Linked DNA regions of Homo sapiens: region 1 is linked to region 2. Evidence: chromatin contacts called from ENCODE Hi-C or POLR2A ChIA-PET data. All regions are on one chromosome and are shown on one strand. The core of a region is the stretch at or near the end of the contact, and the rest is flanking DNA. Distances in the headings are between cores, read along the strand shown. Region 1 overlaps MAOA (monoamine oxidase A). Region 2 has its middle 66 kb from the start of MAOA.

Region 1 (6,275 bases), core at 3,599-6,098, 140 kb before region 2:
TTTTGCATGATTTAACACCTCAAGTTATAGCTTGTTATTAATTATTTTAGTTAGATTCTGGGTTTATGCAAGAATCAGTAAGTTTAGATGTATATAGTTTTTTTTAATCATCAATATCTGATAAAAGATTAAATGATTTATCTGAAAACATTTTTAGTCAACTTGTCTTGTATACTTTTTACAGTTCCCTTCCCAAAGGGCAGTTAGTGTTGGTTATTTCTGTCAAATCTCAAGTCATGAATGAAATAATCTCTTTGATCTAATCCCAACTATGGATAAATAAGCTTTAACTTACTTTGGTGTTTTATTGAGGAAATTAAACATGCTGGCTTTGTGTTGGAAACATTTCACAGTTCTAAAGTACAAGGTCCTTTCTAGTTTCCAAAAGTTTATTACAAACACAGTGCTGGGCAATTACCACCCCTATCTTCAAGGTTTTCGTGGCTGTGGCCATCAGCAAAGAGCAGGGTGGAGGCAAGTGTCAAGATGAAAGAGATTAGAATATCACTTTCTAAGAATTGCCTAAATAACTCCATTAACACCTGGAAGGTTATTTGAGCCCTAACCTAGTTAATAATAAAGCTGAAGAAAGCCCAAAAGCATTGTACACATAAAAACTTGCACCCACAACCAATGCTCAATAAATGGTAGCTTTAATTTTTAAGACTACATCGCCAAGTTAAGAAACAGATTATTTTGGTATTCCCCAGTTTCCAAGGAAACTCTCATCTTCTGTACTTGGTCCTCTATAACCAATTATTATTATTTTATATTTGTTTTAGCCCCACTGTCCACAGAACACAACCGTTTAACATTTTCCTTTTATACTATTTATCTTAAGTAAAATCATTAAAATATTGAGTTCCACTTCCAAAAAAAAAAAAAAAAAAAGAAAGCCCAAAAACAGCAGAAGACATCACTATATCTAACTCCCAGGGCAAGAAAAATATCAATTGCTCTTCCATTCATAGTTGGATTTGTCTTAACCGACATTCTCCTGAAACCTGTACCTGAACCTCCTGCTTTTCTCTGGCATATAGAAGATGATGTCAAACTACCCAAACAACCTATATCCTCTTCTGCCCAATAGGGTTAGAGATGAAGAGGATGTGTTATTCCAACAGTCATTATGTTGTAAGCACCTGCCTTTCTCAGGGAGGCTGGTGTTCTTATATGTTACAATGAGAGAAGTGGTTATAAAATGTCTCATTAGTAACCAGCAGCACAACCTGCTTTCTAACTTCCCTGGGATGTGGGTCTGCTCCTTTTGCCTTTGTAATTTTCCTTCAATGACATGATGTGCATGAGTTCACCTTTCCCTCTGAGCAAGAGCTATGCATTTCCTAGGGGTAAAGGGGAGACCACTGGTCTCTAAAAGTCACTTGATTGCTACTGAAGCTATGTTCTTTTGTTACAGTGTGGTAGAATAAATCGCCTTTTATTTGTATAGTTTTTGAGGAGGCCAAAAGGCAGGCAAGAGGGAGGCTGTGGAACTCCTTAGCAATTCATTTGTGGGGACACCACTTCCTTCTCTGGACTCCCCAGCCCCCAACGAGTAGGACAGCTATGTGCCGGAATGAGAAGAGAGGGGAAAAGCTCTCATTTTCCCTACACAGAACCAGGCCCTGGGTCATCCGCACACTTTAGAGGTTAAGTGAAGCACCACTGGTGAAGGATAACTAGAGTGACCCACCAGAAAAACTGCCATGCCATCCAATCAAGGCCTGGCTCAATTCTGAACTGGGCCTCCTAATTGGTCAGCTGTCTTATATCTCAGGGTAACAACTAACATTTGCTATGTAGCAGATATCTGGAATGGAGAAAAGGATAAAACCGAGAAACCCCACATTTAGAATGTTTTTATAGAATAAAGCGGTTAGTTCTCATTTCAGAATGGCTGTGGACATTCTGCCTGTAGGCAGGGGTGGCTACCATACTGCCTGTCTAGCTGCTTTTTTTCACTCCATCCTCAACACGTAAGCTTTGTATGAGAGAAAGACATACATGGGTACAAGTTCAAAATGGTGTCAATTTTAGTAAAGTTTCCCAGTATTCTTGTGCTACATACGAAACATTACTGCAATATTTTAACACATGGAAACATTATATATTTTGATAGCATTATTCATCATTGCTTGAACTTAATTCCAAAGTAATATACTTTGACAGCATCCACACCAATACATCAACACAATTTGGAAAATGCAGAACACCCTGCTCTAACCTACCCCATGATGGCAGGCAGTGACCCATCTGGCTTGGTGTCATCCAAGGTTATTGAAATTGGAGCATCTTCATCTTCAATGATCATGCAGCCACAGTAATCTTAACCAGGAGAAAAATCAATGGGAGATCGAGATCAAGCTCATCAGAGACACCCATACACACATAAATATATATAAACTATTTTTTAAGAGGAAGTAAAAACTTAAACTCTTGGTCTTGGCCCCAACCCTACATGTCTTGTTAAATACACACACTGAATATATAAGGATGTCTATTCACCCACAGACAGAAAATGACCCATCTCCATCACCTTTACATAAAGGGCTTATGACCAGCCAATGCATGACAAAAATGGTAAGATAACCCTGGCTCCTAGCATACATGAGGAAAGAGAAGGGCTGCATTGGAGGGAATGACCCAATCCAGGGAAGAGGTGGGAGGAGGGAATCCGATGAGTATAACCAGAATGCTTATCAACAGTAGCCACCATATCTGGGCAGCTTTCTAAGTCCAAGATCCTGCCTCATTTAATTCTCACAACACCGTAGTGGTAGGTATTACTGTCACCACTTTACAGCTACAGACTGATGCTAGCAAGCAAGCGAAGTCCCGGAATGTGTAACTTCAACGCAGTGCTCTTTCCATGGTGCCTGTTGACCTCACTCTGCTCATAAAAAGTAAGAAGCAGGACAGATGCCAGGAGTCAGGGCAATGGTGGCCTTATGACTGATGTGATCTCCTTCTTCCCTCCCATTGCCAACAAGTGCTCTTGGGGTCATTATGTGTGGCCAAGGATATGAGGAAATTGACAGACCAAGATTTCTAATCCTTTTTCTACCAGTTTGAAAATACTTTGTTTCTGTTCAATACCTTCTGTTCAATAATCCTAAAAGACTGTGATTTCTTCATATAATACAGTTTAAACATGAATAATAGCAGCCTACCCTTCTTCTTCCAGAAGGCCTCCTTGTAATACATCATGCACTTAATGACAGCTCCCATTGGAAGCCGCTGAATTAACTGGTTTCTCTCTGCTGGAAGCTCTGGTCTGAAGTGAATCTTGGCAGTCAAGGTCGGAGGGATCGCATTAATTACGTATTTGCACTAAAACACACACAAGCAAAATATTACCTCAAATGTGAGCTGCAGTCTTTGTGGCAGGCGTGAAAAATCATCTTTATCACTTCTAAACAACATTGAGCAGTAAAAACATACAAAATGAGAAAATGAGGCAACTGTGAGGCAACAAAACAGATCAAGGTAGGTCAACCAAGGCTGGTAATTTGGAAGACTGAGGCGGAAACATGTCAGCATTAATTATGCTACTGCTTGAATTATATCTGGTTAGAAACTGCAAAAGACACAAGGCCTATTTACTATATGCTCCTTTTGACTAAACTGAGTTACCTCATAATGTTCATGGTTCAGCGTCTCTATGATGATGTTGTCACTTGACTGGTCAACGTGAGTGACAGGATGGTTCAGCTTCACTTGGTCTCCGAGGAGGTCCATTATCCGTTCGCTCACTTGACCAGATCCACCTACAAACTTCCGTTCCTACAGGAGGAGGTAGGTAAGAAAGGAAACATTATGAAAGCCCAAGGAAGGAAAATCCTACTGGCTACTGATTAGAAAACCTCCAGAAAGTCACAGGCCACACCTCTAACGTCTGCACACTTAACTGTCAGAAGACTTCATTAGGACAGAGGCAGAGTTGACCAAGACAATTCAATGATCATTCCCTGCACAGCTTCTGGCAAAGAAAAGCCATTACAAGTTTATAAAAATCACAGAACCCGAAGAAATGTTCCACTATGCCAATGCTGCCCTGACCAAGGGGAATATCAGCAAGTCTGTGGGCTTCAAATGTCAAAGAGTGCAGGGTGTGGAGGGAGCCCTGAGAAGGGGCAGGCACAGGGCTTATTCCAGAGGATGAAGTTTCTAATTTCCTTTGATTCCTGTGTTCTGGGCTGAGGTTGTCCAGGCAGGTAAGGATGCAGATAGAGCCATATTATAGACAAAGTTACAGGGTGCTTTTAGGGATAGTCACGTCCTACTAGTCCTACTAGTCACCACCAAATGATGTTCTAAGAATGGGAAGAAGGGCCGGGTGCTGTGGCTGTACTAAAATTACAAAAATTAGCCAGGCGTGGTGGCACGTGCCTGTAATCCCAGCTATTCGGGAGGCTGAGGCAGGAGAACCACTTGAACCCAGGAGGCGGAGGTTGCAGTGAGCCGAGATTGCACCACTGCACTCCAGCGTGGGCAACAGAGCTAGACTCCGTCTCAAAAAAAAAAAAAAAAAAAAAAGATTCGGAATATCAGATCTTGAGTAACTTTTTGCAAAACTATCTGGAAGCTTCAAGGCAGAGGCAGAGGGTGAAGGCTAAGCATCTGCTTGCTCCTTTAGATATTGTTAAATAGTTCTCTTGAGCGGCCCTTATAAGACCAGAAGTGCTCTACCCTCTGCCTTCTGCTACGATCACCATGGAAATGTTTCCAGCTTAATCTAAGAAGGTAAGTCCTTAACACAATGCTTTTGGTAAGAACCAGAAGGATATTTTTAGCCTATTATAGAAGATTCTTTTTTTTTTTTTTTTTTTGAGACGGAGTTTCACTCTTATTGCCCAAGCTGGCATGCAATGGCGCAATCTTGGCTCACTGTAACTTCCGCCTCCTGGGTTCAAGTGATTCTCTTGCCTTGGCCTCCCGAGTAGCTGGGATTACAGGTGCGTGCCATGACACCTGGCTAATTTTTGTATTTTTAGCAGAAATGGGGTTTCATCATGTTAGCCAGGCTGGTCTCAAACTCCTGTCCTCAGGTGATCCACCCTCCTTGGCCTCCAAAAGTGCTGGGATTACAGGTGTGAGCCACCGCGCCCAGCCAGAAGATTCCTAACAGATTCCTCAATCATACTCCTCCAGAAAACTGCATAAGCAGCCACGCAGTGATTTTTGCACTTTTGTAACTGGCTACTGTTTTAATAACAACACCAAAGTTCTTTATAAAAAATATTCCTGGCTAGGCATGGTGGCTCATGCCTGTGATCTTAGCACTTTGAGAGGCTGAGGCGGAAGGACTGCTTGAGCCCAGGAGTTGGAGACCAGGCTAGGCAACAAAGCAAGACTCTGTCTCAAAAATTAAATTAAAAAAAGGAAAAAAAATTCCCAGAGTGGTTCAGACCTAAATTCATGATTTGTCTTTCCTCAAGAAACCCAGACCATTTAACTTATAATCTGGTCTGTTTTCTAAGAGGTACTTTGAGTTTTAGTGTGGTGGAAAGACCACGAACTGTTTCTGTCTTGTTCACTGTCCACCCCTCCAGGTCTAGTATTTGTTGAATTAAATTACAGGATAAGCCTAAGTTCTTTATAAAAATATTGTGACCATGGTTTGAGATTAATCATCTGAACCATATTTTCCAAAAGGTCATGTAGAATTTGGCTAGAAGTATCCTGGCTCCTCTGAATGAAGGAAACAAATATCAAATGTAAATCAAAATACCTCAGAAAGTAAAATACTGGCTAAAAGGAGTAATCTGTCATCTCTGCCTGTAGGTAAAGACATTTAAAAAATGCAACTGTCCTGCATTTGTCAAGGCTAAGGGTCAAATGGGCAATGAGTCTTGGTGTCACAAGAACTTGGGGATTTCCGGTGATCTCCTCAGGAGAAGAATAATTCACTTGGCAGAGAAAGACTCTATACCTTGTACTGTGCACTCAGAATTCAGGAACTCAGAGAACCTAAGTTAGAAGTAAACTGCTACTAATTAAACCTCATACCATCCAAGCACAACATTTATAGAACAGAGATACCCATTCTCTTTGGATAACAGAAAGGGTTGAAGCAGAGAATCTCAGAGTCTGGGGAATTAGGATTCTGGCTTCGCCATGTGTCCAGCCAATGAACGAAATGAATTCACTTATTAATAAAGGAAATGATATGGAAACTGGGCAAATTCAAGTGGGTAGCAAAAACTAAGAATCCAAAAGGCAGAATTTACTATTGCAAGAGTGGCCATAATCACTTGCGTGAATTAGAAGGAAGA
Region 2 (6,849 bases), core at 2,816-5,315:
CCACCATATTCCCTGTCTCAGCCCCTTATTTGTCTGCTGCATAGCATCTATGACAATTTACATTTACTTTATCAATGTCTATGTTTGATCGATTTTTATTTCCCTCCTCTATGAGCAGGTAAGCTCCATGAAGGAAGGAAGCTCATTTCTCATTATATTCCCAATGCTCCTTGAATCTTATAGGGAATGCTACAAAATATTAGCTTGTTCTACTTCCCATCCACAGCCCCCATTCAACATATCTTTTTATTATCTTTCTTTCACCTATATCTGATGGACAAAAAAATGATATGAAGTTTTTGATAGACTGAGAAAAAGCAAGTGATTGATTTGGTTTAAGATGTTTACTTTTTCAATAAAAGGCTTTCACTGAGTCACACGGATGGCTTAGTAATGGAGCTTGCAAATAAATAAAGCTTAGCCTAGAGGCTTTAATGCTCCTTTAAACATCAAGAAAGGCTGAAGAATTTATTGAGGAAGGGGAGTAGAAAATGTTAGCTTTAATACATCTCAAACTAGAGGCAGGAACCTTCCAATAGAGAGTAAATAATCTATCATCTGTAAGGAAACAACTAGCAAAAGGCCATCTAGCACAAAATACTCCCACCAAGTAAAATACCCACCAAAGTCTTTTACAGGGATCTTCTTGTTACGACATCATAATGAATCCTTAGCAGGAATGCCTCAATACAAAGGTGTCAAGGATGTTGCTCAGCACCACTAGGTTTGCCTAAGCAGGCACTCTAGCCATCAAAGCAGAGTGCCACAGTGTGTGTCGATGGAGAACTCCCTGCCTACAAATTAAACTTCAACATTTGTCCCACATGCCAATGAAGTAGAAGATGAGCTTTCTTGGAAGGATCATTTGCAAGAGGAAAGTGCTAACAAGCTTTCCAGTAGTGAAAGTTTTCCCTGACAGTTATAGTCCTCCTGAGGCCCTTTAGATGGACTCCAGAATCCAGTGGCCCTAGGGGTGGAAGTGAGACAGGCAGGTAGTAACAAGTCTTGCAGAGTCCCACGTTCTTTCCCATCGTGAACAAAGCTCTGTTTTTAGAGATGTTTCTCCTCTTCATCAAAGAAGTCTGTACTGGATGCTGCCTGGAAAATTCCCTTATATTGCTGAATTGACTGTAGAGGCTGAATAGCTGACAGAGCAAGAATACATCCAGCTCTTGGAGGCTAGCCATCACCTTGTGGAGCACAATGCTGAGAATACAGTAGACTTTTTTGGTTAATAAGCTTTTATTTTGAAATAATTTTAGATTTAGAGAAGGGTTACAAACAAAATACAGAGAGTTCCTGTGTACCCTTTACCTGGCTACCCTTAATGTGAACATCTTACATACCGTGGTGCATTTCTCAAAACTAAGAAATAAACTTTGGTATAAACATTGTGATATAAACCACAAACTTTATTAGAATTTAATTAGTTTGTCCTACATTAGGCTTTTAATGGCTCTGATTTTCCAATAGGAATACCTCTGAGCCAAAAGTTAAAAAGGGCCATGCGCAGTGGTTCACGCCTGTAATCCTAGCACTTTGGGAGGCTGAGGTGGGTGGATCACCTGAGGTCAGGAGTTCAAGACTAGCCTGGCCAACATGGTGAAACCCCATCCCTACTAAAAATACAAAAATTAGCCAGGAGTGGTGGCGGGTGCCTGTAATCCCAGCTACTTGGGAGGCTGAGGCAGGAGAATCACTTGAACATGGAGGGCGGAGGTTGCAGTGAGTCGAGATCGTGCCACCTCACTCCAGCCTGAGCAAAAGAATGAAACTCCATCTCAAAAAAACAACAGCAACAACAACAACACCACCACCACCACACACACACACACACACACACACACACACACACAGACACACAGAACAAAAATTAAAAGGGAGCACCTGTTTGATAAGGTCAAAAGTGAGTCAGTATTCAACCAGCCAGTCAGAAGGTCAGTTTATATAAAGAGGGTAGCCAAACACCATTTATGTTTTCTGAATGTCATAAAGGTAGGTGCTCCTTCATTCTCAATTGCTTTGATCTTTTCATTAGGCACAATAGTTCTTCCTCTAGTTAGCCTTTTTCTAGTTTGCTGTTTTCATTTCTTGACAACTCTTGACAGTCCGGTTGAGTAACAAGTGGTTTGTTAACTGTGAGAGCAAAGAGCTGATTTTACTTTGTCCTTGGTCAAGATGAAACACGTGAATTTTGCAGTATAGTCAATGCATGGAAATTGTAGCAAATAACTGGAAGAAAGTACTAGTAGAATAATTTAGCAGAAAGAACACTTAAATGCTTTTTGCTTTATCTTACTCCAAACTATTTTATTCTTTTTTTTTTTTTTTTTTTTTTTTTTGAGACGGAGTCTCGCTCTGTGGCCCAGGCGGGAGTGCAGTGGCGCAATCTCGGCTCACTGCAAGCTCCGCCTCCCGGGTTCACGCCATTCTCCTGCCTCAGCCTCCCGAGTAGCTGGGACTACAGGCGCCCACCATCACGCCCGGCTATTTTTTTTGTATTTTTAGTAGAGACGGGGTTTCACCGTGTTAGCCAGGATGGTCTCGATCTCCTGACCTCGTGATCCGCCCGCCTCGGCCTCCCAAAGTGCTGGGATTACAAGCGTGAGCCACCGCGCCCGGCCACTATTTTATTCTTAAATGAGATTAAGTTTCTACATCTAACTCTGATATTTGCCGTTCAGTTCTAAACTACACAGTTCTCCCAGCCGGGCGTGGTGGCTCATGCCTGTAATCCCAGCACTTTGGGAGGCCGAGATGTGCAGATCAACTGAGGTCAGGAGTTGGAGACCAGCCTGGCCAACATGGTGAAACCCTGTCTCTACTAAAAATTCAAAAATTAGCTGGGCCTGGTGGCGGGGACCTGTAGTCCCAGCTACTCAGGAGGCTGAGGCAGGAGAATCGCTGGAACCTGGGAGGCAGAGGTTGCAATGAGCCGAGATTGCGCCACTGCACTCCAGCCTGGGTGACAGAATGAGACTCCATCTCAAAAAATAAATAAATAAGTAAATAAACTAGACAGCTCTGCTTGACTAACACAACCACTTGGGCCAGATGAGAAACAAGACATTACAATTTTCTTTGAGGTACTTTGTTTTTTAGAGACTATCACTGTATGAGGCAACCATAGCACAAGGCTTTACATTCTTGTTGGCTTCTGTTTTTTGTTCCCTCATATGCCAATTCTCTTCTGAGTACAATTAATTTAAAGTGTTGGAGCTGTGAGCTTAATCAAGAGGATTTTTCAGAAAACACCCTAAAAACTTCTAAAAGTGATTTCCTACTATGTACTCAGAGAGCTAAGAGGGAAATTTTAGGGGTCCACCACTGGATTATTTCTGTCATAGTAGGACTTATCTTGAAATTGGTGTTCCCTGGCTTTCTTCTTGGATTTAACACTTGCCTCAAATAGACCAGAATCTTGGCTCATCAGCAATAATATTTTACATGGTACAGTGCTTCATATCTCACAGTTTTCCCATTTTTGTTCTCACTTCGTTGTTAAGCATCTGTGGTCTGATTATCACTCATCAGTGAGTGATCTGTGCTCTATGGCTTAAATAACTGAAGCTTTAGATGTGCAATTTCTCAAGGATACAGAGTTAGTAAGTGGCCAAGTTGAAATGAGACTGCTTATTTTTTTCTAGCCAAGCAAGTTTTTGGTATTAACTCAAAACCAGCCTAAGTTACATCAGCACTGCCCTTCATGTTCCGGGGAGTCTTTGTGTGCTAACTCCTCTCTAGAAATGGTCTCACATTTTAATCATATTTCAATGTCAGGGACTTTTAAATGTTGTTTGTCTTTGGCTCTGAAATCATTTGGCCAAAATTAATCTAACAGTGTGGAGCTTTCTTTGTTTAATGAAACCGAGAAAGAGGCAATAATAAAGGGCTTCTCATTGTCAGCAAAGGGTTAACTATTTTAACTCCAGTTGTTTTCACTGGAAAGGTTTTTCTGTTGTAATATAACTAGAACATCTAGTTCTGTTCTATTCTGACTACCCCTCCCTTTTCTAGACTCTTGCTCAATCAGTTACCTTTATAACTTTTCCCTAGTGTAACTTTTGTTTACATATGAGTTTGCCTTTCCAATACGGTTAGGACTCAAGTAAGCTTTTTATCCTGGGTTTCCTCATTTGCAAAGCACTAACGACCTCAGGTTTTCCTGCTTGCAGTACTGTTAGAACTTAGACCTAATGAGAGTTGGCAAATACTTCATTTTTTTAAAAACATTTGGCAAACAAATGAGGAGCACTGGAAAGGCCCTGCTTGAATGTGATATAGTAAAAATTAGCTTACATTCAGAAGGTAAAAATCTGCCTTGCTATTCATCAAGTTGGTACAATCACCGATACAAATAAAGCCAGCTGTACATTATCAGGAAGGAATATGTTTTCAGGTCACTGCAGCTGTATATGTCATAAGCACCTCCTTCTTTAACTATTGTGTTTTTACTGAGAAATGTGTTCTCCAAAATCATAGACTATCAGAAACTTAAGTGTTTAAAATTAGAAGAGTAACATTAAATCACCCACTCTTTTTTTTTTTTTTAACAATAATAACAGTAATTTATTTTGAACATGATATTATATATTTGACCCCTTACTTTTTTCTTTGGATATGTGTGTGTTGGGGGAATGACATCAAAGACCTTTTAGTTTTTTTTTTTTTTTTTTTAATGTTTTTTTTTTGTTATTATACTCTAAGTTTTAGGGTACATGTGCACATTGTGCAGGTTAGTTACATATGTATACATGTGCCATGCTGGTGCGCTGCACCCACTAACGTGTCATCTAGCATTAGGTATATCTCCCAATGCTATCCCTCCCCCCTCCCCCGACCCCACCACAGTCCCCAGAGTGTGATATTCCCCTTCCTGTGTCCATGTGATCTCATTGTTCAATTCCCACCTATGAGTGAGAATATGCGGTGTACTCAAACAAATTTACAAGAAAAAAACAAACAACCCCATCAAAAAGTGGGCGAAGGACATGAACAGACACTTCTCAAAAGAAGACATTTATGCAGCCAAAAAACACATGAAGAAATGCTCATCATCACTGGCCATCAGAGAAATGCAAATCAAAACCACTATGAGATATCATCTCACACCAGTTAGAATGGCAATCATTAAAAAGTCAGGAAACAACAGGTGCTGGAGAGGATGTGGAGAAATAGGAACACTTTTACACTGTTGGTGGGACTGTAAACTAGTTCAACCATTGTGGAAGTCAGTGTGGCGATTCCTCAGGGATCTAGAACTAGAAATACCATTTGACCCAGCCATCCCATTACTGGGTATATACCCAAAGGACTATAAATCATGCTGCTATAAAGACACATGCACACGTATGTTTATTGCGGCACTATTCACAATAGCAAAGACTTGGAACCAACCCAAATGCCCAACAATGATAGACTGGATTAAGAAAATGTGGCACATATACACCATGGAATACTATGCAGCCATAAAAAATGATGAGTTCATGTCCTTTGTAGGGACATGGATGAAATTGGAAACCATCATTCTCAGTAAACTATCGCAAGAACAAAAAACCAATCACCCACTCTTGCCTAGAGTTTCTGAGTTGCTGTGACAGAGAGAATCAGCCTGGCATTTTAACCCAGGTGCAGAAAAGTGGTTACAGAATACAGTGTTCCACATCTATCTTAACTTTGTAATCTTCAAGGACACAGGAGCTTGTGACTACTTTGCAGACTGGTTTTGATGCTGACTCCCTTACACATTGGTCTGCTTTTCCTTGAGCCCATTACTTACCTATACTGTCTTCTCTCAAACCCTCAAATAACCACCTTGTCCTTTGGGGAGAGTTGCTCTCTAACACTCCTCTGTTGTCCAGTCTTCCTTATTGCAATGGGTCAATAAACCTGACCTTGTTGAACTATAGGTTTGTCCTTGGTGGTTTTAGCCTGTTGAGCTAAGATTGGTGGTCAATAGGTTAGTTGGTTTTCCAGAAAAAAAAAAATTCATTCAGAAAGCACCAGTTTAAGAATCTTTCTCAGGGAAAGAGACCTGAGTCTGTTGGATGTTGCTGTTTCAGGTTGCTTTCTAAGTTGCCTGTCCTCCTGCACAACTGGTTTAATCTCCCAGCTATGAATGAGGAAGAAGTTCTGGCCAGGCGTGGTGGCTCACACCTGTAATCCCAGCACTTTGGGAGGCAGAGGCAGGTGGATCACTTGAGGTCAGGAGTTCGTAGACTAGCCTGGCCAACATGGTGAAACCCCATCTCTACTAAAAATAAAAAAATTAGCTGGGCATGGTGGCACACGCCTGTAGTCCCAGCTACTCAGGAGGCTGAGGCAGGAGAATTGCTTGTGCCCAAGAGGCAGAGGTTGCAGTGAGCCAAGATCACGTCACTGCACTCCAGCCTGGGTGACAGAGCGAGTCTCTGTCTCAAAAAAAAAAAAAAAGTTCTAATACATCTTGACGTAGGTTTATTTGGGAAATGGCATTCTCCAACAAACTTCTCAGTATTGGCTATAACCTGGTAAGGATCTTAAGTAACGAAATGAGTTAAACTTTGGAAGGACAGCTTCACTCACGATATAAAGCCTTTCCTTGGCCACACACTGCTAGGGCTCCATGCCTGTGACTGCTAAAAAGCTAAAGATTACTGTTGGCAATTCCTTTGGTTTTCTCTCTGTTCTGTGTTATTTCTCATCTTATGTCTGCAAACAAACTAAAAAACGTAACTACTTTTCCTATTCATTCTTTAAGTCATTCTAAAAAACCTTGATTCAGACTTTCAATTTTTTCCCACAAGTGACTTCCTCTACCTCTTAAACACCTACATGCTATTTTACACAAGCCTCTTGGAGCAGAGTCTC

What was found. A loop is a pair of places that touch in the nucleus more often than their neighbours do. ChIA-PET counts read pairs that join two places held with the same protein, here RNA polymerase II (POLR2A).
Region 1: a map of endometrial microvascular endothelial cells shows a loop between it and region 2 (7-fold over the local background). The contact joins two enhancer-like sites. A Hi-C loop is called at or near these places in 1 of 168 maps with a recorded cell type or tissue (endometrial microvascular endothelial cells). POLR2A ChIA-PET finds 5 or more read pairs at or near these places in 3 of 52 experiments (A673, MCF 10A and PC-9).

What each region holds. Positions count from the first base shown.
Region 1 is chrX:43,728,749-43,735,023 of GRCh38, reverse strand. It overlaps MAOA (monoamine oxidase A), which reads right to left. Exons shown (of 15, transcript NM_000240.4): 7 at 3,634-3,783; 8 at 3,171-3,330; 9 at 2,229-2,325. Among named protein-coding and RNA genes, the nearest start is that of MAOA, 76 kb to the right of the region's middle. Within about 2 kb of position 4,848, at least 3 of the 41 ENCODE cell types and tissues checked have a DNase peak (open chromatin) inside an H3K27ac peak, as active enhancers do.
Region 2 is chrX:43,587,112-43,593,960 of GRCh38, reverse strand. No RefSeq gene overlaps it. Among named protein-coding and RNA genes, the nearest start is that of MAOA, 66 kb to the left of the region's middle. Within about 2 kb of position 4,065, at least 3 of the 41 ENCODE cell types and tissues checked have a DNase peak (open chromatin) inside an H3K27ac peak, as active enhancers do.